Linked DNA regions of Homo sapiens: regions 2 and 3 are each linked to region 1. A link is a loop called in an ENCODE intact Hi-C map of the cell type or tissue named here. Cell type or tissue: endothelial cell of umbilical vein. All regions are shown on one strand.

Region 1 (5,000 bases):
CCAGGAATCTGAACGCAGATGTTCCAGGCAGACATGAGTGCTGCCTGATCTGAGGGTGGGTGGAGGGAAAGGAATGCACTGAGCTCCCGACATCCCCCCGTGCGCGGCTGATACCCGAGTGCGCTGATAGCAGCTGTGGCTCTGTGGAGCGCAGCCTGCAGGGCCCAGGGTGGGGCTGTCGCTGAGGGTGGGGCTGCTGTCGCTGAGGATGGGGCTACTGTCCCTCTCTCTCTCCGCAACTGGATGAACCCCACTGTCAAGTGTCCTAGGCACAGACAGACCAAGGCACAGAAATGAGAGGATCTGAGTCCCGGGCTGCAGGAAAAAGGAATTTCCTCTTCTCTTTGGGCCCGGGGACAAAGTAAAGGCTGTCCCAAAGGTGAATGGAAGTCCTCATCCTCTCTCCTGAATATAGAGAGCAGGTAGAACCCTCTCTCTGGGGGAGAGATGATGGCAGCTACAACTCTGCGGGGGGTCCCCATCTCCCCAAGGATGCTCCTATGGCCCTAGTAGCCACCACCCTGGGAGGTGGACTGCACCTCACTGCCCTGTGCTTGTCCAAGCCTCCAGGACGGTCCTGCTAAAAATTTCAGCCTGATCTCAGCTGCGTTACAGGGCCTTGGAGAAAAGCCTCCTCATCCCCTTGCCCAGAATACCAGAAGGGACAGCAGCGTCCCTCTTCCAGCCCAGGGCAGCCACGTGCTGACACGATGCAGAGGCCAGAGCCCAGAGCCCTGGACCACACACGACCAGTTCTTCTAAGACAGCAGGCTGAGCAAGGCCTGGGGAGTTGAGGCATGCTGCAGCAAGGGGTGGGGGGGGGGGGGGCGTTGGAGGTGAGGGTCCTGAATGGGCAGGTGGCATGTGAAGTGGATTGAAATGGGAGCTTATATTAGCAGGTGGCTGCTGAGGGTCACATGTACTGGTCAAGTCATTGCAAGCTGGTCAGGCACTGGGGTGGGCAATGGGTGGGGCAGTCAAGACTGAGGCATGGTCAACCCATTTCTGCCTGCAGTTTTGTGTGGCTGGGACATCCCACTGGCATCTCCTAGCCCAGCTCCTTTCGGACAGCTCTGCAGTCAGACCTCAGACAAGCTGCCAGTGGGGGTTAGCGGGAGACCTGGCCACCTGAGAGGCTGCGCGACTTCCCTTTCTCTACCAGGGCCGTCGCTCCTGGAGCAAGAAGCCGGCATAAGTGGGACCTCGAGGTCCAAAGCGACCTCAACATCAAAGAATTCAGCACTGTTTTGAATAGCCTGAACCAGCTTCCAAATCAATGCAAAATCCACTCACCTAGGGGCCTCGTCTTAGCTTAGCCCTTGTCACCCCCAGCCCGGGACCCTGAGGCGACAGCAGCTCACCTTAGAGACACCAACATTCTTTTCTGGTCCCTAATGCGCTGTGGACAGGGAAACAACCCAGCCTCGCTGACCTCAGCCATCTTCCTGTGCCAAAAAAAAGGAAAGGAGCCAAAAGGAAGAGAGGCGGGAGAGACCACATTTTAAGGAGAAAGATATTTACAGATAGGCTCCCTCTCCTGCCTTCAACCCCTGAGCTATAAAGCCTTGAAACGTTGCAATTTGCAATCAAATGTCAGACACAAAACCTTCTGGCTGGAGATGCAGCCGTGCCAGCTTCCTGAATTCTCTCCTCAATGTCGGCTGCGTGGGGATTTAAACTCATTTAAACTGGTGGGCCTGGGACCGGCTGTATCCATCAAAAACCAGGAAGGGGAGCCGGCGCGGGGCGTGCACAGCTGTAGGAGGGCTCTCTGTGTGCGAATCCAGGCCCTGAGTTCGCACGCCCACCTGGGGCGGTGGTCCAGCCGCCAGGAACCCGCTTCCCAGCCGCTCCCCCTCACGCAGGAAGCCGGGACTCTGGGCGCAGCTCTCCCGGACCACGGCCACGTCCTGGCTCCAGCTACGGAGGCAGAAAGAAGCCACAGAAACCTAAAGGACAGGAGGGGAAACTGAGCTTTCCGCGTGGGTGCGGCTGCCCTTGACACCCGCTTGGGGGCTCCGGAGGGGGAGGCAGGGCGGCCCCGCGCTGAGGGTGGAAGCGTGAACATCCGAGCAGAGAGAGCGGGGAGGGGCCGTCCGGAGAGATGCCCCGCTGGCCCGACTGTGGCCCCCGGGAAAGACGCCGGTCCCGTGAGCACCGCCCCTTCTGTTGTCTCCAGACGCCCCGCTGGGATCACTGCGCGCCGCCGCAGCTTCCCCACTACCCGTTCCAGAGCCACACCCTGGGGTGCGGCCGACACAAGATACCGCAAGGCCGGAGCCCCTCTGCGACCCCTACTTCCGAAGGCCGGGCCCCGGGCGCCTGCAGCCTCTTCCGCACCCGGCTCGGCCGGCGGGTCTGGGGCTCCCGGCACAGGTGGAGGTGGTGGCAGGTAGGAGGCGCTGCGGGGACACTACTGTCCCTGCCCTCCAGACGGCGCCCCGGGACGGCTGTGCCCCCAGGGCCTAGAAAAGTGCCTGAAGCTCAAGGGCCGCTCTCTGAGGGAGAGGGGACCGATCTGAGTGAGATCAGGGAGCGGGCAGAGGGGCTTGGAGGGGACCAGCCCAGAGCACCCCCACAGGGTGTCCCTTGGGTCCTGCCCTAGACTGCGCTGGATGGATTCTGCACACCCCACATTCCAGCCTCCCAAGACCATTGATGCCCTGTGTTTGCAGGCATGGCGCGCCCCGCAGAGCGAGAAATGTAAGGAAGGGCACAGGGCCGAGACGCGTGGCCGCCCCTTAACTGCGCTTCCTCTCGACTCTCGGGGGCTTCGCGGCGTCTGTGCTCATTCAGGCTGGGAAGGCGCTGCCCCCGTGTGGCCGCTGCCCGTCTCCGCAAGGCTGTCGTGTGGGGCGCTCCTCTGCTGTGACCAGCGCGGTTTGTGTGATTCCGCTCCCCCGCTCACACCCACCTGTTTCAGCACTGTTTTAAATAGCCAGAACCAACTTCCTAATCAATGCACCTGGGGTGGATACGGCGCGGGGGTGGGGGTCACAGTAACACCACAAAGTAGCATTTTTCTGGTTCGGCTCCACCTGGAGAACTGTGGGTTCTGCGGACCCCCGAAAATTCCAACCAATTACCAAGTAGTTCAGAAGTTCCAGGAGTCTGGGCCACTGTGGCGGTCGCCATCTTCTCCTGCTGAGGGGCTGAGGTGCCCATTGCTGTCCCTCTCTTCCCGGTGCTCTCAGTGCTGAGCTCCAGCATGCCCCTGTGGAAGGCCCTGCCACAAAGCCTGGCTGCTCCACGCTCCCTGACTCGGCTGTCCTCAAATCCCCCTTCCCCTCTGACAGCCAGTGGTTTCTTTACATCAACTAGGTGCCCCCAAGGTTAGACTTTCCAAGGAAGACCCCGCTCCATTTACACGGTGGTTTCGTTTTACATTTTTAAGCAACAGTTCTCTCAGATATTATTAACAGAGAAAGCATCGTTTGGGTATAAAAGAAGAAGGCCGAGAATGAGGACATCTAGACCCCAGCTGTGGTGTTCTCCAACCAGCGCTGTGCTCCTGGGGGTCTCTCTGGTGGCTCTGTTTAACAGGGGGTCACCTGCTGAAATAGATGGCTGTGGTGTTCATGGCAGGGGATATGAGGATCTTTTAGTGCAGAAGAAAGTTTAGTGGAAAGGAGATGGTGGAGCAGTGAATGAGAGAGTGACCCTGTGGTATGTGGTCCCAGCCCCACTCAGTGCAAGAACTGAGCCTGGTAATACCTCAGGAGCAGCCGCTGTGGGGTGACCAGCTTGCGGGGCAAGGCATGGGCCCTGAGGAGAGGGCACAACAGGTGCAGACGATTGCTAACCCAGACCCGCAGAAGACGTAATGGGCTTCTTCCTAAACACACACGCAAACTCCTGGGGACTTTGATAAATGCCTGTGGCATTTGGAGTGGTGGAGGAGGACACCAATGTCCTGTCGTTATGAAGGACCCCAAAGCTGGGGGAATTAAGCCAAAATATGGACCCACAGATTGGCTGCTGCTGGCGATATTCACAGGAGGTCATGCAGATTCTGTCTGGGATCATTGGAGTCCCGATGCCATGTCTACCTACATCATGCACGTGTGACACCCTTGGAGTAGAACCAGTTTATTCACAGGGTAACCCTGGCAGTGGCATCTGTAGAGAATTCTGGAGCTTGCAGCTGGGAGGGACCCTCAGTACTCCCTGCTGGCTCTGGAGACCCCAGAGGACAGTGAGGGGGCAACAACTGAGAGGACCTCCTAGGCTGCTCTGAGCTCCTGGGCAGGTCTAGAGAGGTGGCTGGATGTTCCAGAGGGAGGAAAAGGCAAGTGGCTTTGCCCAAGCTGGCTGGCATTTCTGGTCACTCTGTGTCCCTAGAGAAATGCCTGAGAACACTCAAAGTCCTTAGGTCAGACCCAACATGTCTAAAAAGACGGAGTCTTCCTGGAGACTATGGGGAAACTATGGAGAGGAGGGTCACAGGGATTATGTCAGATGTGCCAGAATCTGGGATACAGGCACACAAGCTGGGTCGGTGATTCCTGAAGCCAGGTTACCCTGGCATTTCCAGTGACACGATCCAGTTCTAAGTCCCCTTTTGTGCTTCAGTTCCATAGAGTAGGGTTTCTGTTACCCATAACCAGAGGAGTCCTCTCACAATACAGGATTTGTTAAGTCTCCACACATAATTAGATATGGGCTAACAGGAAGTGGACATCTCAGGCAGTGGTAATCTGAAGGCTGCGGTGCCACTCAGAGAGGTGTGGTAGGTGCTGTGCAAGTTGTATTGGGAGTGTGAACTGAATTACTGTGGCAGTGTCTACTTCTGAATGCTGGGTGTGGCTGGCCCAGGAGACTCTGGACCCAGGAAAAGCCTGTTTTGCATTTTCTCATGCAGGTTCATCTCTCTTACAATCACGGACTACCTCTCACCCTGCACTTCAAGATACCAGCACTTAACACTTAATTCTGAAGTGTATTGGGTGCCTGAAAACAACCACATGCAATAATAAAACTCTCCCCAGTTCCAAATGGCT
Region 2 (5,000 bases), 360 kb before region 1:
GTGGATTTGTCATAGATGTTTCTTATTATTTTGAGGTATGTTCGTTTGATAGATGTTGAATTTTTATTGATAGCTTTTTCTGCCTCTATTGAGATGACTATGTAGGTTTTGCTTTCAATTCTGTTTATGTGGCGAATCATATTTATTGATTTGCCTATGTTGAACCAGGCTTGCATTCCTGGAATGATGCCTACTTGATCATGATATATTAACTTTTTGATATGCTGCTGGATTTGGTTTGTTAATATTTTGTTGAGAATTTTCACATCTATTCAATCTTGGGAGATTTTTTGCTTTCAGGAATTTATCCATTTCCTCTATATTTTCTAATTTGTGTACGTTCATAGCAGTCTCTGAGGACAAGTATTTCTGTGGATCAATTGTAACATCACCTTTGTCATTTCTGATTGTGTTTATTTGGATCTTTCTTTTTTGTTCATCTAGCTAGGTGGGTCTATCAATTTTATTTATTCTTTCAAAGAAACAACTATTGGTTTCATTTGATCTTTTGTATGGATTTTGCATCTCAATTTCATTCCATTCTTCTCTAACTTTAGTGACTTCTTTTATTCTGCTAGCTTTGGGGTTGGTTTGTTCTTTTCTGTCTAGTTCTTTTAGATGCAAAGTTAGACTGCTAATTTGAGATCTTCCTAACTTCTTGATTAAGGCATTTAGTGCTATAAACTTTCCTCTTAACACTGCTTTAGCTGTACCCCAGAGATTTTGGTAAGGTATGTCTCTATTTTTAGTAATTTCAAATAATTTTTTATTTCTTCCTGAATTTTGATGTTCACACAAGAGTTATTCAGGAGTAAGTTGTTTAATTTTCATGTATTTATGTATGAGATCTTCTTGATATTGATTTATTTTTAATTACATTGTGGTCTGATATTAAGGTTCGTATGATTTCAATTTTTTTTAATTTATTGAGACTTGCTTTCTTACCTAGCATGTGATTGATCTTGGAATGTGTTCCATGTGCAGATAAGAAGAATGTATATTCTGTCTTTGTTGGGTGAAGTTTTCTGTGGATATCTATTAGGTCCAATTGGTCAAGTAACAAGTTTAAGTCCAGAGTTCTTTTATTAGTTTTCTGTCTCAATGATCTGTAAGTAGGATGTGAAAGTCTCCCACTATTATTGTGTGGCTGTCTAAGTCTTCTTGTAGATCGAGAAGTACTTGTTTTATAAATCTGGGTGCTCCAATGTTGGGTGTGTATATATTTAGAATAGTTAAAACTTCTTGTTGGATTGTACCCTTTGTCATTATGTCCTTTTTTCCAATAAGCCTTCTGTGGTCCAGGAAATACCCTTCTTTGTCTTTCTTAATTATTAAGGGTTTAAAGTCTGTTTTGTCTGATATAAAACTAGTGACTCCTGCTCTTTTTTGTTTTCTGATTTTGCATGATAAATCTTTCTCCAAGTCTTTGAGTCTGTGGGTGTCATTACACATAACATAGAGCTCTTGAAAATAGTGGATGATTGGATCTTGTCTTTTTATCAAGCTTGACACTCTATGTCTTTTAAGTGGGGCATTTAGCCCCTTTACACTCGGGGTTAGTATTGATGTGTGAGATGTTGATCCTGTCATTGTGTTGTTATGTAGACTTACTGTGTAATTGCCTATAGTGTCGTTGGGCTGTGTGCTTAAGTGAGTGTTTGTGGTAGCAGGTGTTATTCTTTTGAGTCCATATTCAGCACTCCCTTAGGACCTCTTGTTAGGCTGGTCTAGTTGAATTCCTTCAGCATTTGCTTGTCTGAGAAGGTTTTTATTTCTCCTTCACTTAGGAAGCTTAGTTTGGCAGTGTATGAGACTCTTGGTTGGAATTTTTTTTCTTTAAGGATGACAAAAATAGACCCCTCTCCCTCCATCTCTTCTGGCTTGTCAGGTTTCTGCTGAGAGGTCCACTGCCAGCCTAATGAGAGTCCTTCTGCATGTGACTTGACCCTTCTCCCTAGCTGTCTTTAAGATTTTTTTCTTTTGCATTGACCATGGTGAATCTGATGACTATGTGCCTTGGGGATGGTCATCTTGTATATTATCTGGCCAAGGTCTTCTGTATTTCTTGAATTTACATGTCAACCTCTCTAGAGAGATTAGGGAAATTTTTGTGGGCTATGTCCCCAAATATATTTTCCAAGTTGCTTATTCTCTCTCCTTCTCTCTCAGGGATGGCAATGAGTCATAGATTTTGTCTCTTTACATAATCTCATATTTCTGGGAGATTGTGTTCATTTCTTAAAACTCTTTTTTCTTTATTTTTGTCTAAGTTGATTCAAAGAACCAGGGGTCAAGCTCTGAGATTCTTTCCTCAGCTTGGCCTATTCTGCTATTAATACTTCTGATTGTATTATGAAATTCTTTTTTGAACTCAATAAGCTCAGTTTGGGTCTTTTGTAAAATTGCTATTTTATCTTTCAGCTCTTAAACCATTTCACTGGATTGCTTGGTTTCCTTGGATTGCATTTCAACTTTCTCCTGGATATCTATAAGCTTCATTGCCATTCAGATTCTGAATTCCATGCTCATCATTTCAGATTGGTTAAGAACAATTGCTGTGGAGCTAGTGGGCTCATTTGGAGGTAAGGGGACGCTCTGGTTTTTTAAATTGCTACAGTTCTTGCACTGATTCTTTCTCATCTGGGAGGGTTGGCGTTCCTTTAACTCTGGTGTAAACTGAATATAGTCAGTTGGCTTCATTTCTGGAAGTTTTCAGAGGGCAAAGGCTCTAAACAGTCTGTTGAATTCCAGTCCTCGGCCTGGCAGGCAGGAAAATTAGCAGTTTTTCGTGTTGTAGTTTGGGATGAAATCCAGTAGATGGCGCGTGAGAGCAATGGGAGATAGCTAGACTAATATTCTGCCACCCGGCTCCTTTGTGTATCCGGGCCTTTGAAGCCGTGCTCTGTGGTGCAAGGGGGAGAGGGGTGACCCCTCACCAGGTCTCCTCCTCGGTCTTGAGGGGAGGGACCCCTGATCACTGGCACTGTGGCCGTGACTTTCTGTTGTTGTTAGGTGTTCCAGGTCGTTGGGCTCCTTCAGGCAGAGGTCCAGCAGGGAGACAGGCCCCACACTTACTGGACCAGCTCTGTGGAGGGAGGCACGCCTAGGTTCCACACCAGCCCAGGAACCTGTGCGACTCACCCCTCTCTGAGAGTTTTCTGAGAGTATGGGCTCCTCTTCTGCTGAAGCACTGGGCCCAGTTCCGCACTCCGGAGCCACAGCCCTGGGACGTCCGGATCTGCTCACAGCTCCCTCCCCTGGACCCTTGGGGTTGGGATCTGTGTGCACTGGGGGATTCAAACAGCTCCCACGCTGCCGGAATGCACTCAAGTGGAGCAAAGCACCCATGCTGAGCAGCTGAGGCTGCACTGTGTACACACTCCTGTGGGGTGGCCAGGCAGGAATCCTGGGAGGGACTGGCAGGCAGGTGGGCCTGCGGGACAGATGTGCCCTAATCCCACGGGGAAGCACTTCTTCTCCCATTCTGGTGGTTATATGGGGCCAGAGCCTCTCAGAGGGAGACAGAGAGCCCTGGGGGATGAGTGCTCCCGCGGAGCTGTCTCACAGACAAAGCTTCCAGCTCCGTGCCTGCTGGAGCCCTTTCTCCATCTAATCTCTAGTGAGAGTCTCATGTCAGCTCAAACGCGGAGGCCGGGGGTCCTCTGCAGCTAGGATCCCAGAGGTCTACGGCAAGAGAATAAATTGTTATTAAAGTAATTCCTCTTTGCTCTGAATTTGCATTCAGCCGAACGTTCACGTGTGACCCAGCTTCACGATCTGAGATTTGTACACAATGTGCAATTTATTTGAAATATTGGAAGTTGCTTTTCTGCTATGTATTGACTTGGCATTTCTAGTCTTTCACTCCTGTTATGATCTTCAGTATGGTGCATCTTTTCCTGGACGTTAGGTGCTCCTTCCTCTCTCCCTTTCTCCCTTCTCACTCCAGGGCAACACATATTATTATAAAGTTTATTCAGGTTGAGTCTACTGCTTTGGTGAGTTAAAGGACATTTTAACTCATATGAATGGCCCTAAAAGCCTTCACCTGAGCATTCAACTTGTTTGATAAGCATACGCTATGTCCCTCCCCTGGCCAGGTCAAGGCCACCACCGTGTGAGCCTCTTCTCTACCCAGGTTGCTCCCATATATTTGGATGGTTAGATGGGAAGCTGGTCCAGAGGGCAGACGAAGAAATGGAAATTCGACCCCAGCTGACTAGTCCACATGTGACCCAGTGGTATTATCTGGGAATTTTCACACATTATGCACCTTATTTAAAATTCTGGCAATTTTTTTTCTTCTATATAGTGACAAAGACATTGCTTGGATTCCCTTTGCTGCTTACAAAAAACAACAAACACCAAAAAATCTATAAATACAGCATTTATATTTTCTGACTGAATCTCAAAATTAGTTGGGGCATTGGGAAAGAATTTAATTTGACTTTTGAGTGTAAACCAAGGATGTATTTCTTTGAAAAGATAAAACAAGAGGGCTAATCATCCTAAACATGAATGTCTGCACAGATTGAAATTCCCAAGATGCCCAGGAGCCCAGCCTTTGCACAGCCTCCAGCACCGACATTATCTGGAAAAGGGAAAATTTTTCAGAGAAAGAGCATTAAAAAATATATTATTGGAATTATTAGAATAATAATACATTAGCTTAAATAAAACTGACAACTTTTGGAAGTGCTGGTTGGCTCAATCCCAGTGATATTATGCCATTCTGTGTCAATGGCATACCTATGTGCCTTTATTTACTTTATGAATGAGTACTTAAAATTTTTTTCTGGGCAGTAGATATATAATAAACATAAACTCTTCTTTATCTACCTTCCAGTACTCTGAGAAATTTCCTTTGTTGTGTTCATCATCAGTTGGCCCGACCTCTTTCACTCTGGTTGCTCTGCCACATTTAGAAACTTTGTATAAAAATGACAGTAATATCTGCAGTGGCATATGTTACCCAGATGAATCAGGGTTTTTACTCCCTG
Region 3 (5,000 bases), 290 kb before region 1:
ATTAAAGAAGCAGAAGAGTCCCTTCCAAACCTCATGTATCTATCTTTATAGGCCTTGAAAAGGCTGATCAACCTCTTCCAGAACACTGGAGGCCTTGGAAGGCATTAGGAACCAGGACACTCCCAATCAAGTCAGAACACTGAGAATTACCTCAAGAGGATGGTAACATTTGTGTAGGAAGATCTTGACATTTATATGTCTCTGAGTTGTAAAATCATTCTGGAAAATGCTAGCAGGAACCCACCAAGACTCTCCCCAAGCCGCCTTCTAGCCTGCAGTGACTGACCCACCTCTCCCATTTCTCTACAAGCACTAATTATGAGGCCACTACAGCCTAACAAACAAAGGCAAAAGTTGTTGCCAATTTTTGACACCTGACAACATCCCCCGCTGAGCGAACATGCTGGGATCACAGAAGAGGCTTCATTTACCACTGTTATAGACTATGGACATCTTTGTCGTATTTAAACTCTCCCTGCGAATAACCATATCTCTGCAGCTCAACTTCAAGCTCACTTCTCAAGAATGTTTGGAGAACACCTCCCTACAGTGAGTGAGGCTGGCACAAAGCCCTCTAGGTAGAAGAGGCAGCCTGGAATGTATTTCCTCAGGCTGGAGGGAGAGCAGGGTAGAGGCATTTTAAGATCTAGAGATGGACTTCTTTCTAGAATCCTGGAAGAGAGGCAGAGGCACTGGGACACTCAAATATCTGAATTCCTCTCACTGCCTGTCTGCCCTGGAAAATACCATCTTTGTCCAGAGGAGCCTCTTGATCTTTCTCCCCTTCCCCATAACCTTGTTTCCCACAGAATATCCTCTCTCCTCCCACCCCTGGAAGAACTATGCCCTCATCTATCTTGGATAATGGTGTCTGTAACTTTGAAGAGCTCTATCAGGACACCCCCTGCTTCCTTCCGGGGTAATTTCCTAAACTATTTTGCCTGTAAAGCTCTCAACACATTCCTCTGTCACCTAAACTCTTAACAACTTGAGACGGCCCTGGGGGCATGACGGTGAGAGAAGATATTCTTAATGCTTCCCTGATTCATCTCACCCCTCCACCCGCTTTCCACATTCAAGCTCTTTCCTATTCCTTGCCAATCCCATAAACACTCTCTCCATCACATTGTCATATCCCTTTTCTTCTCTTACCAGCTCCCACCAGTGTTTCTGCTTTCCCTTACCCATCTGATTTCTATAGATTTCCTCACTGTCTTTCAAGTCATCGAGCTGCAGTGGGGTCAGCATGGGTTTTCAATCCTTTGAGGAGAAAGAAGACATGGAAGAGGAAGACTTGGATGGTTAGGGTATTTTAATCTCCCTCCAATTATTTTTTTCCTGAGAGCAATAATTCCCAAAGTATGGGTTTAATACATTTTATCTATGAAACAACAGTTTCATGGTCAAGTAAGTCTGGGAAACACAGTTCAGCAATTTTTTTCCTACAGAAATTCTCAAGGCTTTAATATGATACTAGGCATATATTAGTTATCTTTTATTATATTTAAAATTGCCCCCAAACTTAGAGACTTAAAACACTAATAAAAATTCGCTTATTTCTGTGGATCAGGAATCAGGGAATGGCTTAGCTGGGTAGTTCTTGTTTGGGATCTCTCATGAGGTTGCAGTCAAGATGTCAGACAGGGCTGCAGTCAGCTGAAGGCTTCACAGGATGTCAGGAACCTATGTCCAAGATGGGTCACTCACAATGTTGGCAAAGTGGTGTTGGCTGCCAGCAGGGGTCTCAGTTCCTTACCACACGGACCCCTCCTTGGGGCTGCTTGTGTGTTCTCACGACATGGCAGTGGGCTCTCCTACAGTGAGTGATCCAAGAGAGAAGGGAAAAACCACAACATCTCTCATGGCCTATCCTCAGAAGCCACACACCATCTTCTTAATTACTCACAGGTCAGTCTCACCCAAGGTGGAAGGGGTGTGAATTCCAGGAGGTGAGAAACACTGGGTTCATTTTGGAGGCAGGTCAGTGCTACGCATGACAAATCTTCAAGGCTGATTTGACAACATGATTATTGGTTAGTGGAGCATTCCAAGACACTAAGATTCCATGGTACACATGTTGGGGGAAACCACCATGGACTGTCACATTGGGGTATAAGGGTCTGGGAGGCACACAAGTGGAGGGGAATATGTGTGTCTGGAGGAAGAATCCTGGGAAAACAGTACATGCATATGCACTGAGGGCTCCCAGAGCGGAAGACAATAGGAAGCTAGAACTGGGGTACCACTCGGAACTGGGGCTCAGAGGCTGATTCTCCAATTTAGAGAGGCTAGCACGGAACTTCCCTGCCAATTCCAAACTGCTTGGAGCGTCTCTACTCTTGTAAGCTGTTTACTTCCTCCATCCTAAATCAAAGATAGAGAGAAAATGTCAAAGTTCACAGGCTGAAAAGAAGAACTATTATCATAGAATCCCTAAAAGATGGAGATGGTGGCCATCTAGAAGGCTCAGCTGTTCCATGCCGGGAGCAGCCCTAAGTACCACACTCTGTGGGGTTGTTTGTGATGGTTTCAGACCGGACCCCAACAGTCTCTTTTATGGTCCAGACAGACTAAGACCATGTAAGGTCACTCTGATGACTCATACCACAAAGGTCCCGTTTTTCCCCTACTTCATCTGCACAATGGTTTGTTTGCAAAGGTCCTAGCCTGGGGAGCCGGAGTCACCGTGGTTGGAGGAAACAAATTCTCATCCAATGTTTAGTGACCTTATCAAAAGATGCAGGATAGGGAAGGAAAAGAAGGAATAGAAGGACTACAGAGAATGGAGAGGCGGTCACGGAAAAAGAAAGGGAAAGTGCGTGGGAAGAAGGAAGGAGTAAGAAAACACGCACAGCTCACATGAGAATGGTAAGGACAAGGAAATTTATACGCGAAGCCTGGAAGCGCCCCCGCCCCCGACGCACTCCCGCGGGTCCCACGCGTGCTTTCGCCGCCTTTGTCCACAAGGTGGCAGCCTTTGAACTTTCTTCCCCGTAAGAACGCGAAAGGGGGGCAGAGAGGAAGGAGAGAAGGCAAAGCACTGCCCCCACCAAGAACAATTTGAAACCCCCCCCCCCCCCCATCATATTTAAAATCTGGGACAAAGAACCGTCGGGACGGAACTCCTTCCATTGCAAAAGCTCGGCGCGGCCTCGGGAGCTGCCCGGCGGCCCCGGACCGAGGCAGCCCTCCCCTTTAAAAGAAGCGGAGGACAGGATTGGGATCCTTGAAACCCGAAACCCAGAAACAGCATCGGAGCGGAAACCAGAGGGGAAACCTTGAACTCCTCCAGACAATTGCTTCCGGGGAGTTGCGAGGGAGCGAGGGGGAATAAAGGACCCGCGAGGAAGGGCCCGCGGATGGCGCGTCCCTGAGGGTCGTGGCGAGTTCGCGGAGCGTGGGAAGGAGCGGACCCTGCTCTCCCCGGGCTGCGGGCCATGGCCACGGCGGAGCGGAGAGCCCTCGGCATCGGCTTCCAGTGGCTCTCTTTGGCCACTCTGGTGCTCATCTGCGCCGGGCAAGGGGGACGCAGGGAGGATGGGGGTCCAGCCTGCTACGGCGGATTTGACCTGTACTTCATTTTGGACAAGTAAGTGCCGCGAGTTGTCCCCCCCACCCCAGGCTAAGCGGGCGAAAACGCTTTCGCCCCGGGCCGGGCTCGTTGGCAGGGTCGCCTGGGGACAGGAGCGCATCTCCAGGGCCACAGAGGGACCGCGCGGCAGGCGGCGGCGGAGTGCTGCGCCTTTGTTGGGGCGCGCTCCTCCCAGCCTCGGCTCCAGAGCCCGCAGCCGAGGCGACGCCGCTTGCTCGGAAGGGGACAGACTTCTTTTCTGTCTTGCTTTCTGTGTCCCAGGAGCAGGCAAGGGGCTTGGAGGATGCTATTGTCTTGCTGAGTTTCTGTGACTCCCTCCCGTGTTGGTGGGAAAGGCTTGCTTACCAAAGGCAGAACTTGCAGGCACAGGCACTCCTAAAGTTAGAGGCTTGGGCATTTTAAAGCCAATCGTCGCATTTTGTTTTTGTTTTTGTTTTTTTGTTTTGTTTTGAAACGCTGTCCCACGGAAGGCATTATCTTTGCTCCTAATCATGTAATGCATACTTCTCACCGGGCACTGAGTGAGAATGAAAGGCAGGGTTTCTTAACCTTGGCACTTCTGAGATTGAAACCTGGTAATTCTTTGTGGTGGGGGCTGTCCTGCGCGTTGTAGGATGTTTAGCAGCATCCTTGGCCTCTGCCCACTGGATGCCAGTAACATCCCCCGCCCCCCACTCCTTCCTTATTAGTGGTGACAACTAAAAATGCCTCCAGACATTGCCAAATGTCCCTCCCCTTCGACTTGAGTACCCCAGATGTAGTGAATTCAAGCTCTTGGCCATTTGACTGGTGGGCTACCAGGGAGGTGCAGGAGCCCTGGTTTCCTTGCAAAAAGTGGTTAGGCTTTAGGATTTGCTCAAGGGAGAGCTGAATTCTGACCAATGAAGCACTTCCCAAATCCGCATAAGTTTGCCAAGCCACAGTCACCCAAGGAAGCTTCATGCTATCTGCTGAAAACCAGCTTCAACGATAAAAAGCCCCTCACAGAAGATCCGTGCTCATTAAAACTGAGTGAGCTCTCCAGTGCCAGGAGAGGCGCTTTGCTGTTACAGTGGTGGGGAGATGGATTTCACAGACTGGAAAGTATTTAGGAGTTGGAAAAAGAGTCCTGCAAAATAAGCTGGCTAGCTAGACACCAAATGTGCTTTGCAGTTGCCCCTGGAGTTTGATTTTTCCGTAAAGGCTGTTTTGAACTCCAGATTCTTTGGATGAAAAGTGAGATTTCTTTTCTGCAGATTTATGAGAAGGTGGATACTGAAAATATGCTCCAGTGCTAAGGAATGGAATTTCTTTTGTTACTTCTAGTGGCTGGAAGCATCAGCTCACAGACTTAGAGACAGTGCATGAAAACAGTCGGAGGTGCTCCTCCTCCGTGCTTTTTTAAAAAGCCAATTCAGAATGATATTCA

The links. Hi-C counts contacts between places; a loop is a spot of excess contacts. Peaks named below come from ENCODE experiments on the same cell type or tissue, not always from the same donor. Only the 100,000 strongest peaks of a DNase experiment are listed, where the experiment ranks them.
Region 2: it touches region 1 in a loop (14-fold over the local background); 67 of 110 quality-filtered maps call a loop at or near these places.
Region 3: a loop joins it to region 1, with 10 times the contacts of the local background. A loop is called at or near these places in 101 of 110 quality-filtered maps.

Annotation. Positions count from the first base shown.
Region 1 is chr2:69,304,741-69,309,740 of GRCh38, forward strand. No RefSeq gene overlaps it. Among named protein-coding and RNA genes, the nearest start is that of GFPT1, 80 kb to the right of the region's middle. RefSeq lists enhancers at 1,373-2,112, 2,598-2,647 and a silencer at 2,218-2,367. In endothelial cell of umbilical vein, a CTCF peak has its summit at 2,825 (motif pointing left); a DNase peak (open chromatin) is centred at 2,721; H3K4me3 peaks cover 1,140 bases; H3K27ac peaks cover 1,757 bases.
Region 2 is chr2:68,940,860-68,945,859 of GRCh38, forward strand. It overlaps GKN2 (gastrokine 2), which reads right to left. Exons shown (of 6, transcript NM_182536.3): 6 at 4,373-4,591. The coding sequence ends at 4,509. Among named protein-coding and RNA genes, the nearest start is that of GKN2, 9.5 kb to the right of the region's middle. RefSeq lists an enhancer at 2,878-3,067. In endothelial cell of umbilical vein, CTCF peaks have their summits at 2,817 (motif pointing right) and 3,019; a DNase peak (open chromatin) is centred at 2,822; H3K27me3 peaks cover 158 bases.
Region 3 is chr2:69,010,063-69,015,062 of GRCh38, forward strand. ANTXR1 (ANTXR cell adhesion molecule 1) reads left to right here and starts at 3,117. Exons shown (of 18, transcript NM_032208.3): 1 at 3,117-3,589. The coding sequence starts at 3,438. In endothelial cell of umbilical vein, a CTCF peak has its summit at 2,956 (motif pointing right); a DNase peak (open chromatin) is centred at 2,929; H3K4me3 peaks cover 1,439 bases; H3K27ac peaks cover 416 bases; H3K27me3 peaks cover 683 bases.